3 separate regions of the Homo sapiens genome follow, and all the other regions are linked to region 3. Evidence: chromatin contacts called from ENCODE Hi-C or POLR2A ChIA-PET data. All regions are on one chromosome and are shown on one strand. Each heading gives the region's core, a stretch centred on a gene start or an enhancer-like site at or near the end of the contact. The rest is flanking DNA. Distances are from core to core; before and after follow the strand shown.

What was found. A loop is a pair of places that touch in the nucleus more often than their neighbours do. ChIA-PET counts read pairs that join two places held with the same protein, here RNA polymerase II (POLR2A). Pooled maps may share reads with other maps.
Region 1: a map of CD4-positive, alpha-beta T cell shows a loop between it and region 3 (7-fold over the local background). The contact joins the promoter of GTPBP2 here to the promoter of UBR2 in region 3. A Hi-C loop is called at or near these places in 3 of 168 maps with a recorded cell type or tissue (CD4-positive, alpha-beta T cell, CD4-positive, alpha-beta memory T cell and naive thymus-derived CD4-positive, alpha-beta T cell), 1 of 37 single-sample maps with no recorded cell type and 9 of 50 pooled maps. POLR2A ChIA-PET finds 5 or more read pairs at or near these places in 2 of 52 experiments (activated B cell and activated T-cell).
Region 2: a loop to region 3 is called in a map of CD8-positive, alpha-beta T cell, with 18 times the contacts of the local background. The contact joins the promoter of MRPL14 here to the promoter of UBR2 in region 3. A Hi-C loop is called at or near these places in 2 of 168 maps with a recorded cell type or tissue (CD8-positive, alpha-beta T cell and naive thymus-derived CD4-positive, alpha-beta T cell) and 8 of 50 pooled maps. POLR2A ChIA-PET finds 5 or more read pairs at or near these places in 1 of 52 experiments (HepG2).

Annotation. Positions count from the first base shown.
Region 1 is chr6:43,627,127-43,630,881 of GRCh38, reverse strand. It overlaps GTPBP2 (GTP binding protein 2), which reads left to right and starts at 1,618. Exons shown (of 12, transcript NM_019096.5): 1 at 1,618-1,905. The coding sequence starts at 1,720. It also overlaps a transcript of MAD2L1BP not described here. RefSeq lists enhancers at 589-808, 1,429-1,608 and silencers at 1,669-1,808, 1,829-1,908.
Region 2 is chr6:44,125,733-44,129,532 of GRCh38, reverse strand. MRPL14 (mitochondrial ribosomal protein L14) reads left to right here and starts at 2,081. Exons shown (of 3, transcript NM_032111.4): 1 at 2,081-2,189. It overlaps TMEM63B (transmembrane protein 63B), which reads right to left and starts at 1,979. Exons shown (of 24, transcript NM_018426.3): 1 at 1,855-1,979. RefSeq lists silencers at 1,299-1,458, 1,639-1,748, 1,789-2,188, 2,209-2,258, 2,289-2,348.
Region 3 is chr6:42,562,603-42,566,739 of GRCh38, reverse strand. It overlaps UBR2 (ubiquitin protein ligase E3 component n-recognin 2), which reads right to left and starts at 2,711. Exons shown (of 47, transcript NM_001363705.2): 1 at 2,343-2,711. The coding sequence starts at 2,420. RefSeq lists a silencer at 1,318-1,447 and enhancers at 2,480-2,999, 3,070-3,149.

The sequences.
Region 1 (3,755 bases), core at 369-2,868, 1.1 Mb before region 3:
GCTGGAGTGCAGTGGCATGATCTCAGTTCACTATAACCTCTACCTCCCGAGTTCAAGCGATTCTCCTGCCTCAGTCTCCCGAGCAGCTGGGACCACAGATGTGCACCATCATGCTGGGCTAATTTTTTTTTTTTTTTTTTAGTTGGAGTCTCGCTCTGTTGCCCAGGCTGGAGTGCAATGGCGTGATCTCGGGTCACTGCAACCTCCGCCTCCCGGGTTCAAGCGATTCTCCTGCCTCAGCCTCGCGAGCAGCCGGGATTACAGGCATGCGCCACCACGCCCAGCTAATTTTTGTATTTTTAGTAGAGACGGGGTTTCGCTGTGTTGGCCAGGCTGGTCTCGAACACCTGACTTCAGGTGATCCGCACACTCCTTGGCCTCCCAAAGTGCTGTGATTTACAGGCGTGAGGCACCGCACCCGGCTGAGTTGTTTAATTTCTTGACCGTGTATGAGCACCTCGCAGTTCGAGAAGAGGGGAGAAGTGGACACACTGTGAGTGGTCTGAGTCATGAGACAGCCATGCGGCTGTGAATTGAGCCCTAGCGTCCTGACTCGCAGCTCAGCAACATAACTGCTTTTCCACCCTGCCTTTCTGTGTTCTGTGCACTGGCTTATGTCGCTGAATGTATGTACTCTGTAGAGTGCAACAGCACTAAAGAGCTGGAGATTGCTTCACAAGAGAGTCAAAAGCCAAAAATCCCCTGTGGCCCTAGGCCAAGTTTCTATTCCCGGCCACTGCCCCGCCCTCGTGGTGGTTGGTGTAACCCGAGCCCTAGCCCCGCCCGAAGTAGGGGCCAGGCCCCTCCTACAGTCTTGGCCGTTTAAAACCAAACTCAGTTCTTCCCGATTGGTTCTGCTTCAAAACAAAGGGGAGGAGGAATACTCGCTTTGGGTATGCTTGCAGCCTTCGGGGAGGAAGCTGGTTTACGGGTTCGGGTCTCGTGTCGGGGCCACCGCGGTGCCTCCGGTTATTAAAACCAGCCCCTGGACGGTGCCAGCCTGGTAATAAAGCAGTGACTACTATGTAAAGGTAGCATAATCATCCCAACAATAACAGCCGTAATTTGGCTAATCACCATCCGCCTCCGCCCTGGCGTTCGCCCTGACTCACCCCAGCGGCACGCGGGCCATAGGGGAAGAAACTGAGGCAGAGGCGGAGCCAGCAGGCTGGCGGCACCAGTAGCCTCAGTTCTGCAGCTCTCGAGGTCCAAAACCTGTTGTCTAGGATCCGCGCTAAAGGGCCAAATCCCGGAGCGCCCACAAAGCTCGATTCTGATGTAAGCTCTTCTACGCTGGTGTCCTCGCGTCCCCACCCCAGGCCTCGAGGCTCTAAATTCCCCCCAAGTCCTAGAAAAAGAACATAGCGCGAGGACTGGAAGTCAGACTACAGCTCCCTTAAGCCTTTGCGCGCCAAGGCGCGCTCCTTCCCCACGCCTCCGACGACTCCCGCGGCCACTTGCGCCGCGATGCCTCCTGGGAGTTGTAGGGCGGCGACGTGTCATTTAAGTGAATTCCCAGGCCTGGGGACTCTATATCCCGTGGTGCCCCGCGGCTGTTTCTGACGCGACCCGGAGGCCAGGGAGGTGGGGGGCGTAGCTTGTGCAGAGCCCCACCCCACTCTGCTCAGGCCGGCCGGACACGGCAGTGGCAGTAAGGGCGGCGGCGACGGCGGCGGCGGTCGGGGGAGGGGCCGGGCGGGGGGCTGGCGGCAGCGGCGGATGGACTCGCGGGTATCGGAGCTGTTCGGCGGCTGCTGCCGGCCCGGAGGGGGCCCGGCCGTGGGCGGAACCCTCAAGGCTAGGGGGGCCGGCAGCAGCAGCGGCTGCGGGGGGCCAAAGGGAAAGAAGAAGAACGGAAGGAACAGAGGGGGCAAAGCCAACAACCCCCCGTATTTGCCCCCCGAGGTGAGCACCTGAGAAGTGGTAGGGCGGGAAGAAGCCACTCTTTCCGGCCCAGGACTCTAGGGAGGCGGGACCCAGATAATTAATCTCCCCTTCCGGTGTCGAGACCCCAGGGAGGAGGGGCACGGGAGGAGAACACCTCTTTCAGGTCCCGGGACCCCAGGGAGGAAGGGCAGAGACTGGACTCTCAGGTGACAGGACCTCAGGGAGGAAGAGTGGAGAGGGAGGACTCCCCCTTCTGATCTAGATTACCCCAGGAGAGAAGTAGAGAAAGGGGATCCCAGGAAGAGCACCCCGACCAACTGCGTGTGCCGCCATAGGGCAAGAGAGACTGCATCCTGGGACGAGAGGCAGACAGTAACCACCACTTCTTCTAAACTTGTTCCACAGGGAGAAGGGGAGTACCCGGGAAAAGAGCAATATGTTCCACACGGACACACACACAGTACTCGGGAAAAGAGCAGTATGTTCACTACACACACACACACACACACACACACACACACACAGCCTAAGCCAGTGGTTATCAAACTTTGGCATGTATCGAATCACCCGGATTGCTGGCCCCCAACGCCTGGCCAATTTTATTTTTTTATTATTTATTTATTTATTTTTTTTGAGACGGAGTCTCTGTTACCCAGGCTGGAGTGCTGTAGGGCTATCTCAGCTCACTGCAACCTCGGCCTCCCGGGTTCTCAAGCGATTCTTCTGCTGCAGCCTCCCGAGTAGCTGGCATTACAGGTGCCCGCCACCACGCCCAGATAATTTTTGTATTTTTAGTAGAGATGGGGTTTCACCATGTTGGCCAGGCTGGTCTCAAACTCCTGACCTCAGGTGATCCACCCGCCTCGGCCTCCCAAAGTGCTGGGATTGCAGGCGTGAGCCTCCGTGCCCAGCCTAGAATTTCTGATTCTTTCTTACTAGTGAGGATGGGCCTGAGAATTTGCATTTCTTATAAGTTCCCGTGTGATACTAATGCTGCTGGTCCCAGGACCTCACTTTGGGAACCATTGGTCTGGGCCCTAGACTGTCATTCTTGTACCACATTTTTTGAAGCCACCCATCCCCAGAAAAATGATTAAAAGGTTTTTATTGATGGGGAAAAAAAATAATCTCCTTAACACACCATGAAGTGGAGATTATGAGTGAAGACCTGTTAGGGCCTGGGAGCCAGACAGCCTTGAAGGGATGGAATGATAGGAAGGGAAGAGGAAAACTAAAATATCCAGAGAGGCGGGTAGAAAAATGCAGACTGGCCAAACAGGCAAATCCCATATCCCTTTGTACCTGGGAGGGGAAGCCTCAGGTAACAGGGTGCTTCTGTGCTGTGCTACCCACTGGAGCTAGAAGAGACTGTGGGGTGGATTCAGGATTTCACCTCCACTGAGGTTAGGGGGCAAGAGGTAAAGGCCATAGCGAGTCTGTCCGCTTCATTACATTTTCTGAGTTTTTCTGTTCCTCTCAGCCCCAGCTTTGGAGCTCTTCTCCTCTCTCACCTAGATCTTCTCGGTCATCAGGCTTGTAGTGACCATTGCTGAGCTCACCCTTTGGCTCTGATCCAGAACCTCTTGCAGCCTCTTACTCTAGATGACATCAGCTGAAAGGGGCAGGCAGGGAGGAAATGGTGTTTCCTAGACCAGTGACAAAGAAAGGTTTTAACAGCCTGGGCACAGAGGAGACATAGACTTCTGGGAAAAGCAGGTTTGAGGCCCTGGAGGTGGGGAGGAAGGGATGATCTTGCATCTAGGAAGAACGTGCTGCCAGTGATCAAAGAATGGATTGATTCAGTGTTCTGTTCCTGGCTTAAATGGGTGACTCCTTGTGTCCTTATAGGCCTTCCCTTCATAGAGGCT
Region 2 (3,800 bases), core at 832-3,331, 1.6 Mb before region 3:
TGGGTCAGAAGTTCAGAGATGATAACCCATTATTGATCAATTACCAGGAAGGATGCCAAGCTCTTTACTTCTGTTACCTTGTTTGATTCCCATGATAAAACTTGTAAGGAGGTGGTAGTAACCACACTTTTTTTCTTTTTCTTTTCTTTCTTTTTTTTTTTTTTTTTGAGACAGTCTTGCTCTGTCACCCAGGCTGGAGTGAAGTGCCACAATCTCGGCTCACTGCAACCTCCGCCTCCCAGGTTTAAGCCATTCTCCTGCCTCAGCCTCCTGAGTAGCTGGGATTACAGGTGTGTGCCACCATGCCCGGCTAATTTTTGTATTTTTAGTAGCGATGGGGTTTCACCATGTTGGCCAGGCTGGTCTCGAACTCCTGACCTCAAGTGATCTGTCCGCCTCAGTCTCCCAAAGTGCTGGAATTATAGGCATAAACACTTTTTAATGAAAACTGAGGTTCAGACAGGTTAAGTAACTTGTCAAGGTCACACAGCTGAAGAATAGTAGAGCTAGAATTTGAACGCAGGTCTCTAAGACTCTGCTATACTTGGAGAGAACTTGAATGATGTCCAAGGGGGTTCTTAGTTACCCACTGCCTGCCTTCTGCCTTGCCATGTCCCCATCCACCCACAGGCCAAGACTGCACTGAGTGAGCCAACAGCAGGCCCCAGCATGTGCCACCTGGGGCATGCCAAGGCCTGGACCCTCTGGTGCCCTGGAGGACAATCACGCTGCCAGCACACCCCCACTTGAAGCCTGGCTGACACTCCCACTCCCCACCTCACCCTGGCCTGGGAGGCAGGATGGGCCCCTCTTCAGCAGGTGTTGGGCACAGCCTCATTGCTCCCCGGCTGCTGCAGACTGGTAATGGGTAGGCAAGCCCCAGCCCCCCAGGGCGGTGGAGTGCTCAGGCTTGCCCCGAGCGGCCAGACCTCTGCCCAGGGGACCCAGGCAGGGGGCAGCACAGCGCCCCAAGGGCAGCCAGCCCCTCTGACCTCTCCTCCCCACTTCCCAAGCGTCCTTTCCTTTTCTGGGGAACAAGGTGCCAAGCTTTGGGACTGTCCGCCTTAGGCGGTCAAGACAGCCAGGAGGGACAAAGCGGCGCCCCCTCCCCACAACAGGGCCTTTGCCCCACTCTCGGTTTCGCGTCTGAATCTTTTCCCCACCGCACCCTCCAACGCAGGCCCGGGCGGCTCATGAATGAACTGCACTGTGTGGGGCGCAAGGAGAGGACACGCTCCCGGGGCCGGCCGCCTCTCCAGCCCGCCGACCAGTCAGTCCCCAGAGCCGGGGGCAGCGGCCGGCCTCGTGCCAGCACCTGCGAACCCTGCCCTTGCCCGAGCCCGAGCCCTTACCCCGGACCGGCTTCGGGTGTACTCGCCCCCGGGAGCAGCAGAAAAAATAAAAGGCACAGAAGGCATCGGACTTGGCGACCCCGGGGTCCAAAACTCGGGGGCGGGGGCGGCTAGTTCCCCAAACGGCGGCGGACAGGCGGGGCGCAGCTGGCACCCCCGAGGGTCGCGCAGGGGACGCGCACCTGCACCGGGCAGGTGGGAGAAGAGTGGCACTCGGGGGCCGGGGGCGGGGGTCCCACCCTTTGGGATCTCCCCGGGGCTGGGGAGAGCCGGCGGCGCGTATCTGGACCTCCGGCAGGGGTTGGAGGACTCACATTTGGCTCGGGATGGTGCGGGGTTGGGGGCAGCGCGCGCCACCCCTGGGTCCCGCGGGCCCGGGCACCTCTGGGTCCCGCAGGAGGTTGAAGGGAGGGGACGCGCAGCTGAGTCCAGGTTTTTTCTTTGGGTGGTGGTGGGATCTTCGAAGAAAAGAGCGAGGGCTGGGTAGGGGTCGCGTACTCACCCCCAGGCGCAGACTCGGCTCCGGCTCGGAGCCCCGGGTTGGGGCGGGGCGGGGCTGGGGGAGGGGGAGGGGGAGTCGCTGGGCGGCTCGAGCTCCGGGCTCCTGCGGCGGCCGCGGCAGTGTATGGGGGAGGGGGAGCGGGGGGAGGGAGGGGGAGGGGGCGGAGCCCCGCAGGTCCCGCCCCGCACGCCGGCGCACGCAAGGTGCGCGCGCACTCTCAGATCGCGTCCGCCGGGCTGGGCCTGGCGCGCAGGCGCTAGGAAGAGGCCGCGTGGGGCGAAGGCGGCGCTTGGCTGGTGGGGCCCGCGGCGGGATTTTCCCGGGCGGCGAGAGCGGTATGGTGGGGGGCAGGGGTGGGCGTTAAGTCCTCATTCCCTCCTTCTCCTCTTCCTTTCTCTGCAGTAGGGGAGGCCCACTCCCCGGGGTGAGTGAGGAGAGGCCAGAGTGGGAGGCAGAGCGTCAGTGGGAGGGGTCCCGACGGGGAGGGGGGGGTCCCGACGGGGAGGGGGGTCCCGACGGGGAGGGGAGGCCCCTTACCCGGATCCTCCTCCCTTCCGCTCTCCGTGGGCTGCTTCTGCGACCCCCAAGTCCGTGGCCGGCGCTCACCTGCTTTCCCCGGGTTGCGGCGTCGACTTGGGGAGGGCGGGCTGCGTTCAGCCGTCGCTGGTCACTCCGGAGCGTCTCCTCCGGCTTCTCCGCTTTCCGCGCTCCCCTCCCCTTTCCCAACTTAGGTCTGGAGATGAGTTAGCCAGACGCCTCTGTGGTGTGAGGATTGAGTTTTTGCTTTCACTCTGTCAACGCTGATGAGTGCGCCCTCCCCCAGGCCAGGGGGTTCCCTGGTTTCTTATTTCACCAGAGACTGCATCTACCAGTGATTAAGACTGGAAAGATGAAGGGAGAGACTGAGACTCTTTCTATATATCACCCACACAAATAGATCATAAAGGCACAACGGGCACCAACCTGGTCATTTAATTTCTGGTTCCTGGAGGGGACAAAAAGGAAGTATTGCTTTCCACAGCCGACGATAAATGAACTTTGCCACCGTAAGAGACGGACGGGACTGAATTTATAAAGAGGTTAAAAGGGCATATGACAGACACCTCAGGCTACTTGGGAAACTCTGGGAGTTTGGGAGATAATTAACTCTCAGGGCTGGTGGTGGTGGGGAACTGCCACTGCTGAACAGAAGGACACTGCCCACCTGGGGGGTTTGGATCTTGTAGTTGGTCAGCGTCTCTGCTGTATGCTGGATTTTCAAGAGTTCATTAGTAGCTTGTGGAATGCAACTGTAAGGTTTGATTTATTGCAGTGTTTTTCAAACTGAATCCTATTGGTGAGTTGGAAATCAGTTTAGTAGATCACGGCCACTTGAAATAGAAAATATCAGAGGGTGTTGCACTTAGGGTATTGTTTCTTGACACTTCAGGTGTACACACACGTGTGAGTGTACTAGGAGGTGTTCTACAGTGTGTTTCTGTAGGTCGCAGTGAGAAAAATTTGAAAAGCGTTGTCTCCTGTGCCCTTCTATTTGCCCTCTTGCCTTTCTTTGCCTGAGTTTTCAGTCACTTAAAATTGTCTGAGGATGCAGTTAGCATGCCAGGAATATACAGTAAAGAACAAGGTGGATCTTCTTCACGGAGGTTACTGTGTGAGACGAAAGACAGTTCACTGTTCATCACTGGAAATACTGTACGTGCTACTGAAAAACAAGGATTTTATTGAGGTAAGAAGTTGGTTGGCTTAATTAGGAAGGGCAGTTTTTCAACTGTGAAAGAAAGGAAGATGGAGATGAAGCCCGTTTTTGGTAAAGTGCTTGGTGGGAAGGGTCTTTGTAGGTTTGGATTCTGGGAGTTGTGAAATTGGTGTAATCTGTTGCTTGTGTGGAACAATAAAATTCACTTTGAGGTCAAATAGTATTATAATGGATATCTGAAAAATGGAAG
Region 3 (4,137 bases), core at 1,462-3,961:
AAGAAAAAAAAAAACTTATTGTTCAGAAAGGCATTTAAAAGTAAACAGGGTAGGCTGTGTGCGGTGGCTCACGCCTGTAATCCCAGGACTTTGGGAGGCCAAGGCGGACGGATAACCTGAGGTCAGGAGTTCGAGACCATCCTGGCCAATGTGGTGAAACCCTGTGTCTACTAAAAATACAAAAATTAGTCAGGCGTGGTGGCGTACGCCTGTAATCCCAGCTGTAATTCGGGAGGCTGAGGCAGGAGAATCACTTGAACCCCGGAGGCGGAGGTTGCAGTAAGCCAAGATTGCGCCATTGCACTCCAGCCTGGCGACAGAGCAAGACTGTCTCAAAAAAACAAACAAAAAAAGTAAACAGGGTAAAATGTAGCTCAGATTATGATCTTCACAAACTCAAATGAAGTCCAAATTAATAATTTTTTGTTGCATTTTCCTTGATTTTTCCTTACTGCATCTGCTTGAGAATTTCACTGAACAAGAACTAGGAGCACTGGCCTCCCGCACTACTTTTATAACCAGTTTCCTCAGGAGCCTCTACAAATTGGAGAACCTCTAATCACTTGATAGTTTGCACTTTTAGAATGGGATAACGGAATTTGTACCCTGTATCACTGGACCAAGACACAAAATTCAGTGAGAGAAAAAAAATCAAAACAGTACTTTGAGGTAAGCAACAGATATCAATTAGAAGAGGCATGGAGAGCAAACAGCTGTCATTATTATTTAACAGTTTACTTGTAACACTACTTTCATTTTCTTTTTTCAAATCTCCGATAAACGAAAGGCAGAAATTCCTTGAGTTGTACAACATTAAGTAGAAAGTAAATGAAAACAGACCTAGGCTAAACAAGTAAGTAGGTTTAAAAAAACACACCAAGGCAGGGCGCAGTGGCTCACGCCTGTAATCCCAGCACTTTGGGAGGCCCAAACAGGTGGATCACCTGAGGTCGGGAGTTTGAGACCACCCTGACCAACATGGAGAAACCCCAACTCTACTAAAAATACAAAATTAGCCGGGCGTGGTGGTGCATGCCTGTAATCCCAGCTACTCGAGGGGCTGAGGCAGCAGAATCGCTTGAACCCGGGAGACTGAGGTTGCGGTGAGCTGAGATCGCGCCACTGCACTCCAGCCTGGGCATCGAAAGCGAAACTCCGTCTCAAAAACAAAAACAAACAACAACAAAACACACCCAAACAAGCAAAGATTCAGCATTTAACAACGTATTTCTTTAAAGTCTTCACCTCTACTCCTGACATTTCTTTCTACCCGGACTTAATGTCCTCACCAATTCACGCAAAATAACTACTCACTGACCAACAGCTCCACAGTGCCCCCAATCCCAAATTTTGTTCGTAGCATTCAGATTGCTGACTTTTATTCACGGGTCACTCCCTTCCTAGCAGCCTTTTTAATTGGAGGTCTTAGAGGTGGGGCCCAAGCTGTCTTGGTCCATTCATAATCATTCTCGGCAATCTCTTCTAATGGGTGTTCCTACAACTCTGCTATTTACACTAGCATATTCATATTACAGTTTTAATGCAATAGTGCGTTTGAACGGTTTTACGTTTGGAATATAACTGCTCCTACTACACTGTGACCAGTTCTCACGTTTAGCTTATACAGTATTTGTTGAAAGCTGCTCTATCAACGTTATATAACATTTGTTCTCCATCCAATTACCCCTAACTCCTAGAAAAAATATTTTTAAAATTTCCCAGACTCCACGACTACTTTCTCATACTCAGTAAACTTTCCACACATGCATCAACGTTGTCAACTAATCAAACCGGTGCAAAAAAAAAAGATAGCACTGAAACGGATAACGAAGGGTAGTGTCGTTTGCCTTCTTGGTGCCTGGGGCAGTCCCAAAAACAAAAGAGGGGCTCGGTTAGGGTGGCATGTTTAGTCGGAGGAGCACACGGCTTCGCTTGTCTCAGGAAAAGCAATTAACTAGATAAACTAGGGCGATTATACCAAAAACACAAGAAGCGTCTCTTCTCCTCTTCCAAGAGCTGATATAAAGGGCAAAGGCCCATGTGTTGGGAGACTTAATGGGAGGCTGGGGGAAAGGAGGTATGATGGAAGAGCCGTGGGTTCTCCTGGGCAGAAAGGGAAAGTAAACGTAGTTAGTGCACAGCGCAGCTCTGGCAGCTGTTGAAAATGGAAAGAGAGGGGCAGGATCGGTGGCCTCCCCGGGCTATTACCCCACAAGGCGAGGGCCGGCACAGCTGTTTCCCCAAGTCTGGGTCGGGCTGCTCCAGGACGTCCAGGAGTCGGTTCCTCCCCACAGGCGCGGCCTGCGAGGGGCAGACGCACCCGCCCGGGTTCCGGCACTCACCCCCGCAATCTCCTCGGCCGAACATTCCAGCAAGCTCCGGTCGATGGCCTGCACCTCTGGCTCTAGCTCCGACGCCATCTTCTCTCCTCCTCCTCCCCAGCGCTACCGCCGCCCGGAGAGCTGCAGCCTCACCTCGGCCCCGGCGGCCTCGACTGCCACCCCTGCCCCAGGCAATCAGTCCCGGAGCCGTCCAAGTGGCTGCAGGTGGAGCAACAGAGGGAGAGAAGGGTGACGTGAACCGGAAAGGAAGGACAGCGGCCTCCTGCGCTCCCTCCCAAGCTTAGCGCCCAAGAGTCAAGTCACTGGCTCGTCCCTGACCCAGGGAAGGACACAGAAAACCCCAGGCCTGACACTCTCGCTGGCCACTACCGCGTCCTGCACCAGGAAAGGGGCAATAACACCCAGGAGGGGAAGCGGAGCTTTCTGGGTACTGTAGTTCTGGGTGCTGTAGGTACAGCACAGCCGGGAAAAAGGTGGCGCCCTAACACGGTGCCCCTCGAATGCATTGTGGGAGTTGTAGTCCATTCTCAAGGGGCGCTGGCTTAAATGGCAGATAAGCGGGCGGGGCTTTTCTGCCCAACGAGAATCATGGGAAGACAGTCGCGGAAAGCAGCGCCCCCTGGAAAAAAGCCAAAGAGAAAGATACTGTGGGAACTGTAGTTTTATTCTCCGAATCTCGTTTGTTCATTTTTGTATCCCCAGCTTCAAGAACACTGCCTGGCACATGGTAGACCCTCAAGGACTTGCCAGTCTGGCATAGGGTAGGCACTCAAATACTTGTCAAAGGAATGAATGAATTACATTCTATTCCTGTGGTTCTATGTCCTGTCATCCATCGAACCCATATCTTTTATACGAGTAATGGAGGTGAACATTACCCACTTTTTTGAAGGTTTAAAACATGTTTTAAAAAATTTTTCAAAAACTTTAGTGATGACCACTTATAAACTTTATCACAAATCTTGCTGCAAAGGAAAAAGAGTCTATTAGGCCAATTAAAAGATTTCCTCTTGATAGAGACATTTAATTTCTACAGATAATCAGACCAAGCTTGGTGGCTCATGCCTGTAATTCCAGCACTTTGGGAGGCCGAGGGGGGCAGACTACTTGAGCCCAGGAGTTTGAGACCAGTTTGGACAACATAGCGAGACCCTCTTGATAAAAATCAAAAAATTAGCCAGGTGTGGTGGCACGCCTGTAGTCCCAGCTACTCGGGAAGCTGAGGCAGGAGGATTGCTTGAGCCCAGGCAGTTGAGGCCATCGTGAGCTGTGATCAGCCCACTGCACTCCAGCCTGCGTGACACAGCTGAGACCCTGTATCAAAAAAGAAGGAAAAAAAAAAAAAAGAAATAGGTAAACATTGTTAGACTAGCTATCAAAGAAAACTATGTTTAGTTAAAGGTAATTAGACTCTTGACTGACAGCTGGGTGACTGGGCTTCTTAGAAGTCTTCAGTCTCTAGAGTTTGTCAGAAAATTGTTTATACCTTTTGTCAAGTGTGTTAATTTATTCCCAGAAGTAGGTTGTAAATTACATATAGGGGGGAAAAGTTCTGAGCCAGACCAGGTTTAGGACATGTTTATGTTTATGTTGTTTTGGGATTTTTTTTAAACCAATACTATGATATTAACCAGTTTTTTAAAAAAGGAAATAAGAAACTGCCTGTATCCCTGTAACCTCACAATACAAGTAAGCCTTCTTATCACTTTTTAAAAGTTATATATATATATACATATAAAACATCAGAAATTCAAACTCGAAAGGAATGTTTTAAAAAAGGAAAATTGAAAACTTC